3 separate regions of the Homo sapiens genome follow, and all the other regions are linked to region 1. A link is a contact called in ENCODE Hi-C or POLR2A ChIA-PET data. All regions are on one chromosome and are shown on one strand. The core of a region is the stretch at or near the end of the contact, and the rest is flanking DNA. Distances in the headings are between cores, read along the strand shown. Region 1 holds the start of KIF19 (kinesin family member 19). Region 2 holds the start of RPL38 (ribosomal protein L38). Region 3 holds the start of GPRC5C (G protein-coupled receptor class C group 5 member C).

Region 1 (3,761 bases), core at 752-3,251:
AGCCAGGCGTGATGGCATGCGCCTGTTGTCCCAGCTACTCCCAAGGCTGAGTTAGGAGAATCGCTTGAGCCCAGGAGGTTGAGGCTACAGTGAGCTGTGATGGCACCACTGCACTCTAGCCTGGGCCACAGAGTGAGACCCTGTCTTGAGGGGTGGGGAGGCAGAAGAAAAAAAAAGAGAAAGAGAGAAAGACCTTGTCTCAAAAATACAAAAACAAAAACAAAAAACACCCCACAAAAACAAAAATAACTATGGGGCATTCTGGGTGGGACTGATGCATGTGGAGGAACAGAAAAGAAAAAGAAAAATAGTGACAGCCCAGTTGACCAGGGGCCTGTTTGATTGATCCAAATAGGTTCTTTTCAGGAGCCTAAAATGCAAGCACAACACACCCCTAAAACTTACCCGATTCTCTTTCGAGAGGCTGAGGTGGGAGGATTGCTTGAGTCCAGGAGTTCAAAACCAGCCTGGACAGCACAGTGAGATCCCTGTCTCTACAAAATACAAAATGTTAGCCAGGCGTGGTGGTGCGCACCTGTAGTCTCAACTACTTGTGAGGCTGAGGCAGGAGGATCACTTGAGCCTGAGGGATTGAGGCTGCAGTGAGCCATCCATGATCGTGCCATTGTGCTTCTGCACTCCGGCCTGGGTGACAGAGTGAAACTCTGTCATAAAAAAACAGAAACAAAAACAAAAAACCCGACCCGATTCTTGTCACAGTATGCCCATTTGCAAACTGTCCAGCCTACAGCCTAGGCCAAGGAACAGGACAAAACCTGGGATCCCGGGCAGGAGAGTTTGGTTTCCACCAAGTTTTACTTGGTTTATCTATTTATTAAACCCAAGGCTGACGGCTGCTTCTTGCTGCTGTTTATTAATAACGATTCCCAACACAGGCTCCTCAGGGGCAGCCGGGGAAGCCAGTCCCAGGGCACAGGCTGGCATCACACTCTGCCTCTGAGGGACCCCAGGCAGTCTGAGGCAGCCCTGGGGACATGAGTGCTTCCTTTCCCAGCCCCTTCCCTGGAAAGTGAAACCCATCGTGGCTTCCTCTCCCAGTCTTGGGGCTGCCGGGCTCAGCTTCGGTGGGGGCAGAGGACACAGAGGATGGACATCAGAATTGGGAGAGGCTCCAACATCCCCCAGGAAACTGAGGCCCCAGGGAGGCAGGAAAAACCAGCTCCAGGTGGCTGGCCGAGTTGGAGGCGGAACTGGGACCAGAATCCAAGTTTTCCCAGGGCCTCCTGAGGACAGGAACCTTTCCCCTGTGTTCCCTGGGAGTGCAACCGTTGTTATTGTCGCCAAGAATGGAGGCGGTAGCGTCAGACCTAGACTTTCTTGCACAGTATTGTGGCTCTTCCAGCAGCAGGCGGGGAGCCAGCAGGGCACACGGACCCAGCCATCGTGACCTAGATTCTGGGTTCAGGGGTAGAGACTTGTTTGCTAGTGGGTCGCACTGAGTCAGGCTCTTCTGTAGCACACCCCAGGTAACAGAGGTGCTGGGCGGCCTGAGCAAAGGGACAACTTTTTGCCACCCATGCCAGTGGGCAGTGGGTGCAGACACTCACAGCACAGGCACCTGCTGCGATGCACGCGGCGCCCACGGAAACCCGAGGCTGCCAGCCGCCGCCCTGGAGACCCCAGAGACAGCGGCAGATGCGTGTGCTTCAAGGGGCAGCGTGGCTGCTGGGGCGCTCCCTAAAGGGCAGTGGCACGGGGTCGCGCCGCGAGCAGAGGGGCGCGGGTGGGCGCGCAGGAGTTAGCGAACTGACACGGAGGCGCCAGGCGGACGCACGGACGCACCGAGGGCCGCAGGGCCGCACAGCCGGGCACACATCGTCGCGCAGCGGTTCAGGCTCGGGGGCCTCCTCGGCGGAGGCGGCCAACTCTCACCCTCAGCGCGGGGAGGGGCGGGCGCCGGGGGCGGGGCGGCGCCGTCCGGGCCCTCCCCCTGCCCCGCCTCGGGTCGGCGTCCTTAGCCGCTGGCGCGTTGTTGGTTTCGGGTTGTCAGGCAGCGCGCGAGGCGGCGGGCAGCTAGCAGCTGGCGGACGCGACCCGGAGGCGGTGGGGGTGCGGCTGAGCCATGCCCGGTGGCGCGGCCTGAGCCCCTCCACCTGCTGCAATCATGAAGGACAGCGGGGACTCCAAGGACCAGCAACTCATGGTGAGACCCTTTTAGACCCTCCTCCCCACCCCGCTCCGTGGTCTACTTCAGTCGGCCTCCAGCGACAGAGTCCTGTCCCCTCGCCGCCACCCCACTGAGAGGACAGGCAACGACCAGGGCCGGGACTCTTCAGAGCAACTTTCCCCAAGTCCTGCAGGATGGGTGTCAAGAAGGGACCATGGCCTTTTTAGACTTTCCTGAGCCTGAAAATTACCCCAACTTCAACCCCACCCCCACCTTTCCACCCTCCCATTGGGAGATCCCGCCCCCAAAGCGTGCGCAGATGAATCTCGGCTCTCTCATCCAGAAACGCCAGGGGCAGGGAGGGCTTGACCTAACTGCCCCCAGAAGGAGGGTGGCGGTTTCCCAGTTAATCAGAGGCTGCTCCAGCCCTGGTGAGGTCAGGAGTTTAAAGGGATGTGGGGGTCACCAGTAGGAAGACAAGGGCCCCTGGTGTCAGGATGGGGCCCGGAGTGCCTGGTTCTTGGGCTGCAACACGGATGCTGCCCAAGTCCGGATTCGAAGTAGTTCAGAGAAGTGCTAGATGCAGCTACCATGGCCCCACAGAGCCCTGGGGCCTGGGACAGATGGGGAGGTGAGAGTGGGGGCTGTGGAGGGGAAGGTGGAATTCCTGATCATCAGTGGTGCCTGGGCCAGAGCAACAAGGGAGATGACTCAGTGACCTCGAGGCCACCACTAGGCTGTGGGTGGGTGGGTGTCTCTCTCAGCAAGCCCCTTCCTCATCCCCTAATTTTTGAGGTCTGGGGAAGGGCCCTCATCACCAGAAGGTGGGCAGTAAGGTAACTGGAGGATAATGTTGCTCCCAGAGTCCCCTACCTCTCAAGGGTGGGCTTGCTTCTCTGAAAGGAGCCTCAGCTCCAGCCCCCAAGCAAGCCCTGGGCTCTAGGACATCCTCTCTGGCTTTTTAGAATGTGTCTCTTTGAAAATCACTGGCCTTGGCATGTATTGTGTGCCCCGGGGAGCAGGGATGAAGGGTCCTCCCCTCCCGCCAGTGGAATTTGGCTGAAGATGCCACTAAAGGTGACCCGTCAGGTAGTGTAGTTCCCTCTGAAAGTGCCTTTTGTTTTGTTTTGTTTTGTTTTTCTTTTTTGAGACGGAGTTTCACTTTCTCACCCAGGCTGGAGTGAAGTGGTGCGATCTCAGCTCACTGCCCCTCAAGTTCAAGCGATTCTCCTGCTTCAGCCTCCCGAGTAGCTGGGATAACAGGCATGCACCACCACGCCCAGCTAATTTTTGTATTTTTAGTAGAGACGGTGTTTCGCCGTGTTGGCCAGGCTGGTCTCGAACTCCTGACCTCAGGATCCGCCCACCTCGGCCTCCTAAAGTGCTGGGATTACAGGCGTGAGCCACCACGCCAGGCCTGAAGGAGTCTTCACTCGGCCAGAGGGCCGTTCATTCTATCCCCACACCCAGCAGCTGTTGCCCTTTGATCAGCACAAGACGTGCTCCCCACTCCACCCTGTTCTTTAGGGAGATCCACGCACAGGATGAGACCCATTTCACACTGGCTGGAGGACAGGCAGATGGGGGTGGGCGCTCTAGGTGACACTCTCCTCGGTGTAGGAATGTGGTCACA
Region 2 (3,761 bases), core at 594-3,093, 120 kb before region 1:
TTTAAAAAATTAAAAATAAAAAGAGTGGTGCGCATGTATGAAAAGTTAAACACCTCCACGCAGCCTACGGAGAAGTGATTGCAAGGAACCACTGTATGAGCGGCAAGCAACATAAGTCAAGGGTGAAGGGTCCTGCCTGAAAAAGGGGAGGCGGGAGCTGAGCTCGGAAGGACCAGTGGCACTTGGCATCAGAGTGGACAGCAGAGCAAATACCTGGAGGGCAGAAAGTGCCCAAAAGTGCCCCTCGGCTTGGCTGAAAGGGTGGTTGCTTGTGGAGGAGCAGTGGGGTAGAAAAGACCAGAAAGGCATCGCCTGAGATGGGAAGGGCTGGCAAAGCCGGGCTCTGAGGTATGGGAAAATCCTTCTCAGGTCAGAGCTGAAGCACTCGTGCTTCTCAGATCGGATCCGACCTTCAGACATCTAAAATTAGGCTTCTGCCAATTAACTTTTCCCACTGCTAGAACCCCGACACATTTACAGTTGCAGAGACATCGTTCAGCTTCTTTAAAAGACTCTTCAGTGTTATTACAATATTTTTGTGATCTCTCTGCAGCAAGGTCTATTGGTTCCTGTATCTCCAGCACCCCCAGGAAGGTGCTCAGCCTGAGCTTGTTAATGGAAGGGCAGGAGGGAGGAAGAAAGGAAGGTTAAGTTAAATAAGTTCTAAGTAAAGCTCATGGCAAAGTGTTCTTTCCCTTCAGGAGGGCCGCTCTGTAATAATAAGCACGAAGCAATTACATTCTGCCGTGTGGTTATTAAATTTTGGGGAAACAAATATAATAAAATGTAGACATTTGTAGGGAGGTTGGAGATAAAATAAAAATGGAGGATAAAAATAAAATCGATAACCGCAGGTTGCTCAGAGTCTAACCTAAAGGATGTTAGGGGGAGAAAGGAACGCTGCCCTCCCCAGGCTTCCCAAGCCTCCCCAGGAAGTGGCCGGAGCCTGGGCTGGGGAATCTGCCCAGCAGGGGTTCAACTCCTGAGTCCACCTCTCCCCTCTGGGGCCGCGGTGAGACCCCGCAAGAGCAGGAGCACTCCCACTCACCATCAGCCCTAGGGGTGAGACACTTAGCCAGGGGCAGCGCTGCGACAGCTTTTGGAAGTATTATTATTATTATCATTATTGCTAGAGATGGGGGGGGGGAGGTCTTACTAGGTTGCCCAGGCTGCTCTCGAACTCCTGGCCTCAAGCGATCCGCCTGCCTCGGCCTCCCCCAGTGCTGGGGTTATAAGCGTGAGCCACCGCGCCCGGCCTTAACTTGCTTTCATTGTACACCAATTCCTAAGGGAATTGGAAGCAGCAAGCAGGAACGCTCCCTCTTATGGAAAGAAGAGCCCAGGGCCCTGGTCATGACAGGTTCAGGTGCCAAAAAGGAGACGGGAAGAAAACGTGAGGCGCCAGAACAACAGGTTCTACAAGGTGCACACGAGGGTCCCTGCCATTGAATGAAGAATTTTCTGTGTGGATGCCCCTGCGCAGGTCCAATGAAAGCCGTGGAGAATAAGCGTTAGCTCTTCAAACTGAATCTGAGCTAAAACCTAGCAAAGCCAGGCTGGGGTCTGAGGGGTTGCGGGGGAAGACAGGAAGGGGTGGACGGGGAAGAGGCGGGGGTCCTAGGAGGAAGGGATGGGGAGGAGCGAGAGGAGGGAGGCGGAGGGAGGGCGGCAGCCAGGATGGTCCATTCCATTCTTGGAGCTGCACTGTTGACTTCGACCACAAGGGGGCAGGGCTGCTGAAATTGGAAGTGCGAACGCCTACATGAGTCTTGATCCTCGGCAGGCACCGTACCCAGTTTCCTCCGTTGGGAGGGTTTAACTGCCCGGAAACGGAAGTCTCGTTCTTTTTCGTCCTTTTCCCCGGTTGCTGCTTGCTGTGAGTGTCTCTAGGGTGATACGTGGGTGAGAAAGGTAATCTGGGGCAATCCACTGCCAGGTGAAATCTGGGGACCCCAGGTCCGCGTGGAGGGTGTCGGGGAGGAGAAGGGGAGTGCGATGGGGCCGATATTTCGGGGGAGAGCGGGAAAACGGGGTTCGCTGCCAGCCCCCGCGCCGTGTTAACGCCGAGGACTGTTTCCCGCAGGTCCTGGTCCGCGCCAGAGCCCAGCGCGCCTCGTCGCCATGGTGAGTACAGTCCCTGCCTGGCGCCTTCCCGGGGTGGGCTCGTGGGGCCCCGGGGCGAGGGCGAGAGAGCCTCCCAAGGATCTCCTGAGGCCGGGAGAAGCTGGTGGACTGGGCCATCGCCGGGAGACGTGTCTCTTTCCTCTCTGTTCACCCGCTTCCTTTGTGTTGCAGCCTCGGAAAATTGAGGAAATCAAGGACTTCCTGCTCACAGCCCGACGAAAGGATGCCAAATGTAAGTGGTTGCTCCGAAGGTTCAAGAAGAGCGGTGCCTAGCCTGGCACCGCTCCGGGAGCGTCTTCCCCGGAATGTCAGGCAGGAGACGGTTAGGCCGTCTGGGTGTGTGCCTGGCCCTCTGGGAGCAGTGGTTTCATCCTGTTTCCCATGAGAAAGACCTGTGGGGGGCACGTTGAGGCCCTGGAATTTCTAGGACCATCTTTAGCTAATCGCGATCATCTCAGAGGCCGCCCTGAGTTCAGTTTTCTTTCGTATAATATAGTAAATTGTCGGAACGGAATCTCCACTCCGCGAAAGCCTCAAAACACACGTCCCATAAACACTGTTTAGGTTCTCTGCAGTTGTGCAAAATCTTAACACAAAATCCATTTTGTAATAAAGTGCTGGATATTTGCATGTAATGTATCGAGCACGGCACACTGTGTAGTATGGTCGTTTACCTCGTGATCCTGTGGTCGCTGGCCAGTGTCAGAAGGTATCATACCTATCTAATCCAGAAAAATATTTAAAAAAATTTTTTTTTTTCTTTGAGACAGTCTGGCTCTGTCGCCCAGGCTGGATTGCAGTGGTGCGATCTTGGCTCACTGCAATTACCGCCTCCCAGGTTCAAGCGATCCCCCTGCCTCAAAGTAGCTGGGCGCGCCACCATGCCTAGCTGATTTTTGTGTTTTTGGTAGAGACAGAGTTTCACCATGTTGGCCAGGCTGGTCTCGAACTCCTAACCTCAGATGATCCACCTGCCTCCGCCTCCCAGAGTGCTGGGATTACAGGTGTGAGCCACTGTGCCCCGCCAAGATCAAAATTTGAAGCAGGGCTTCTACTGAATGTATATCGCATTACCACCATTGTAAAGTCACAGAGTTTAAGTTGGACTGTCATAGGTCTGTTTCCCAGCTTGTACATACAGGGGAAAGAAGGTGATTAATGAAAAACCTTAAACAGCAGGTTTTCGATGGATAGGTGCCAATCTCTGCTGCCCACTTACTTAAATTTTTACACCAAGTGTGAGAGGTAGTTGTGTTACTCCTTTGTGATACTTGAAGGAGATTGGGGGGGCTTGTGTTTGATACAAGCTAGGTCTTGAGTTATGTTGTTACTTTAACCCAGTCATCTTTTTTCAGCTGACTGAGAATCAGGTCACATGTGGAAGTGAGGTTGCATGGGACAGGCCTGTTAAGGTGGGCTAAGACACCAGCCGTCTCTAATGCTCTGCCAGCCGTGGTGCCAGACGGTGGTTGGTGTACAGGGAGAGTCTTTCAATGAGTTGGGGGTAGGCAGAGATGGGGGTCATATTTGTGTCCCCATTACCCAAAACAGGCTGTCACCTTTGAGGTAGTGACCACCTGTGGGGACAAATAGCATCTGGTGGGAATGATGACTGTTGGCTAGTGTTTTGTGTAAAG
Region 3 (3,761 bases), core at 328-2,827, 110 kb after region 1:
AGATCAGCAGCAGCACTGCGCCCCTCTTCTTAATATTGAAGAGACTTGAAACAATTCAGTCTTCGCCACCCCAGACCAGCCCGTGAGGGCAAGGCCAGGAAGGGATACAGGGTTCTAGAGAACCAGGGCCTCACCGCCAGCTCCGGCCGCTAAGCAAACATTCCCTCCAGGAGTCCGAGAAGCCGGTGTGCGAGGGGAGGAACCAGCCTGAGGTTTATCGCTCCAGCAACTCCGGGTGATTCATAGAGTTTAGACTCCCGGTTGTCGTAGACCGCGGCAGGCACGCAAACAAGCAGCCCGGGAGATACCCTCCCCTTTCCCAGCCCCCGCTCCTCCACCTTGCTACCCCCTAGCCCGTGACCAGCTGCCTCCCCTCCCCCTCGCGGGCGCTCAGGGTTGAGCAAACACTCCGGGCCGCCCGCCCCGCCACCAGCTGGCTCCGACCGGCGCACCGCTGGCGATCCCCCAGGCAATTCGGCGTCATGAGAACCGGCACCCCGAGACTCGGCGCCCTGCCCTCCCTCCGCGTCTCCAGGGCCCTGGCCAGGCCCAACAACCTCTCCCTCCTCTGTGCGCCTCAGCCCCTACGGGCCTCTGGCGCGGGCTAACTAGGCCTCGCTGCGGGCCCCCAGGACTGCGCACCCCACCCCCCGCGAGGCCAGCAGCCCCGGGGGAAGGCGGCCGGAAAATCTCTTGTTTATCGGGCTGGATAAGTACCAGCCTGGATTCGCTTCCCAATTTCTGCGGTCCAGCTTCAGCAGATTCCTGGGGCCGGAGGGGAAAGGGTGGCAACCCACAGATCCACCCCGGAACAGGGAGTGGGGGGTGGGGCTGGTGGGAACCTGACCTCCTGGAAAGGACGGACTCGGAGTCAGAGCCAACGTGTCCCGGAGCGCAGAGGCCCAGGGGGTCGCGCTAAACACTGTACCTCGGGGAACAAAACCGTGAAGGCTAATTAGGACAAGTCGGAGCAGGGAACGGGGACGCCGGGAGGGGAGAGCGCGCTCCGAGTTGGGCAGAACCTGGAACGGTCACAGGAAACCCGGGCGCGGGGTAGTCGGGCCGAGGGGGACCTTTGCCCACGGTCCAGAGTGGTCTGGACTCGGCCCACGCGTGAGAGGAGCGCTTGGTGACGATCCCACGTACGCTTGGTGACTGGTGGAGGTCCCAGAGAAGGACCGTGCGTGCAAAAGGCGAACCTCGGTGTGCGGTGTGTCCACGTGTGCAAGCTGGGGAGGGGAGGGGGCGCAGAAGGCGTGACAAAGACGGACTCTGTCTTGAGTGTGCGCCTCGCTCCGGCCCGCTCCCAGCGAACTGTGCCTGAAGTGTGTCTCACGGGAGGGCCAGGACGAAGGTGACAAAGGCTAGGTGTCCCCCACGGAGACGCGCCAAGGTAGCCCCGCGCGTGTCCGTAGGCGCGCTCTCTGGAAGACGCGGTGGGGGGTGCGCAGGGCTGCACCCTCACACCAATTGCCCCGGCGAAGGCCGAGCCCAGAAAGTGAGTGCGCGTGAGTGTGCGCGCGCCCGCATGCGGGGGCGTGGCAGTCAACAGCAACAACCCACACGCCGGCAGGGCCAGAAACTCCCATCTCCCTCACCAGCCGGAAAGTACGAGTCGGCTCAGCCTGGAGGTGAGTCGGGGCGGGGAGGGCCGGGCAGGCTTTGTTCCTGTGTAAACGGAGCGCACGTACCTGGAGCGCGGCGGGCGCCCGATTAGCGCCCTGAATGGAGGTGATGTAACGGTGATGCAGGCTCCAGCCCACCCTCGCCGAAAGCAAGGAGCCCTGCCTGGGGACAGGCCCGCGCGAGAGCGAGCAACCCAGCGCGCCTGGCTCAGCCTCGGTCCCAGGGAGAGGCAGGCCCTGCGTCCCGGCCCGGGCCCCGCCATCCCAGCCAGGACCGGGCCTGGCCCAGCGCCCCGCGCCGCGTCCCTCCCACCCCCGCCCGCCCCCCGCCTGGGGCTGGAGTTGGCCCCAAACGCTGCGCTGGAGCGGGGCCGGCGGCGAGTCCCAGGTAAGGGCTGCTGCCTTCCCGCTCCGCCGCCCGGAAGAGTCGGGTCGGGACGGCGGGGAGTGGGCGAGGGCAGAGGCGGGGGGACTGGACATCCTGCGGGCTGGGGACGCCGCGCCAACTCCGCTCGGTCGCTGAAAGTTTTCAAACCCGAGCCGGCTGGGGACTGGGGGGGTGGGGGAGCCCGGCGCTGCGGCTCGGGCTGGAGGGAGGGGAAACCACTCCATAATCGGGGTCTCCAAGAGGAGCCCCTCCACCGCCTGCCTCTCGGTGGGAGTCCGCGGTCACTCTCTCTCGTGGGTGGCGTCCTCTCTGCCGCCTGCTACTGTGGATGTGGAGGGCAGGTTTCTGTGGCCCTAAAAATGGGAGAGAGTGACTGGTTCCCTTGCTCCCCATTCCAGCCACCCAGGGAGCGCAGGTGTAGACCCCAGTACCGTCGACCCAAGTAGGGACGAGAGGGTTCAGAATCCCCCTGAGGGAAGTTTGGAAATTCAGACTATCAAAGCGCCTCCCCTTCTGGTAGCCTGGCCCCTAGATCCCGAACCCCCACTCCCGGCTGGCTTTTCCAGCGTCCTTTGCACCTCCATCCCCAGGCCCGCAGTGTTACACGCTGGAAGACCCAATCACTTACAAACTCCACGATCAAGATCCTAAAGCCCGGGAGAGGAGACTGTTGGAAGTAGGGTTTTGTGCTCCTGGAGCTTCCTCTCCCCGCCGGCCCCCCACCCCTGTGCCTTCAACTGGACTGGGGGAGGGAGTGCATTGGGGGGTGGGGCGCATTCCAGAGTGACATTCCAGAGCAGACCCTTGAAGATTTCCAAGTCTCAGAGAGCTCAGGGCATTTTGGCCCAAATGCCTGGTCTTGGTGCGGGGCAGGGGCAGGGGGATAGGGGTGGGGTGTCTAGGCTGAGGTTCGAGGAACCCCAACCCACCCCCCACCAACCTACACACTGAGGCCGCTCCTTCCAGGCACAGGCGTCTCCTGTGCGCCTTCTTATCGATGGGGTAAACGCCTGAGCGCCCTGCACAGAGGGGTGAGACAGTGGGACCTAACCAGGGACTGGGAGAGACCGATAGGAGTGGAGGCAGGAAGGCTGTCAGTCGGGCCATCGTCTTTCCCTATAGGCTCTTGAGTGTGTGGGATGGGAGGAAGGCAAGTGCTCTGTGGTATCCCTGGGGGAACCTCCCTGAAGAGTGCCCTGGTCACAGCACCCTTGAAGACAGCCATTGGCCATGGGTCAGTGTTGAGTTTGGTTGGCCCTGTGACGCGCTGGAGCTCTCTTTCCAGTGCGGTATCCTTGGCCCTGGTGGGTGGAGGGGGTCTCAGGCTTGTGTGTGGATGATGCTGGAGCGAGGAAGGGAGTTTTGCTCTGGAGAAGTGAGAAGGCCTGGCTGTCTCCCCGGTTGCTGGATGAAGCCACTTGTTGCTGGGGGAAACCAGTCAGGGCTGCTTGGGCCTCTGGGCCTCTGAGCCTCTGAGCCCACCAGGCCTCTGCGCCCCCTGGAGAGAGAAGGAGGGAGGAGGGAGGTTCAGCAACTGGACTGCACTGACTCACAGGAGAGCTGGGGGCAGGGTGGCTGAGCCTGGGGAAAGGCCGATTTCGGAGGCGATTAAAAATATTTGTACAACTGATTCCAGGGAAGTGAAGCAAAAGGCCCTTTTGTCCAGAAAATAATCTGAGGCTGGAGCTGGGCTTCAGCTGTGGGGTGGGGGAGACTCAGGGCGGAAGGAGGTTCCCCTCCTACCCCCC

What was found. A loop is a pair of places that touch in the nucleus more often than their neighbours do. ChIA-PET counts read pairs that join two places held with the same protein, here RNA polymerase II (POLR2A). Pooled maps may share reads with other maps.
Region 2: a pooled map shows a loop between it and region 1 (4-fold over the local background). The contact joins the promoter of RPL38 here to the promoter of KIF19 in region 1. A Hi-C loop is called at or near these places in 7 of 50 pooled maps. POLR2A ChIA-PET finds 5 or more read pairs at or near these places in 5 of 52 experiments (BJ, Caco-2, K562 and 2 more).
Region 3: a pooled map shows a loop between it and region 1 (1.9-fold over the local background). The contact joins the promoter of GPRC5C here to the promoter of KIF19 in region 1. A Hi-C loop is called at or near these places in 1 of 50 pooled maps.

What each region holds. Positions count from the first base shown.
Region 1 is chr17:74,324,225-74,327,985 of GRCh38, forward strand. It overlaps KIF19 (kinesin family member 19), which reads left to right and starts at 2,002. Exons shown (of 20, transcript NM_153209.4): 1 at 2,002-2,164. The coding sequence starts at 2,126. RefSeq lists a silencer at 1,817-2,036.
Region 2 is chr17:74,201,835-74,205,595 of GRCh38, forward strand. RPL38 (ribosomal protein L38) reads left to right here and starts at 1,844. Exons shown (of 5, transcript NM_000999.4): 1 at 1,844-1,911; 2 at 2,084-2,124; 3 at 2,296-2,356. The coding sequence starts at 2,122. RefSeq lists enhancers at 1,080-1,583, 2,592-3,096, 3,097-3,600.
Region 3 is chr17:74,430,511-74,434,271 of GRCh38, forward strand. It overlaps GPRC5C (G protein-coupled receptor class C group 5 member C), which reads left to right and starts at 1,578. Exons shown (of 4, transcript NM_022036.4): 1 at 1,578-1,631. RefSeq lists a silencer at 451-590.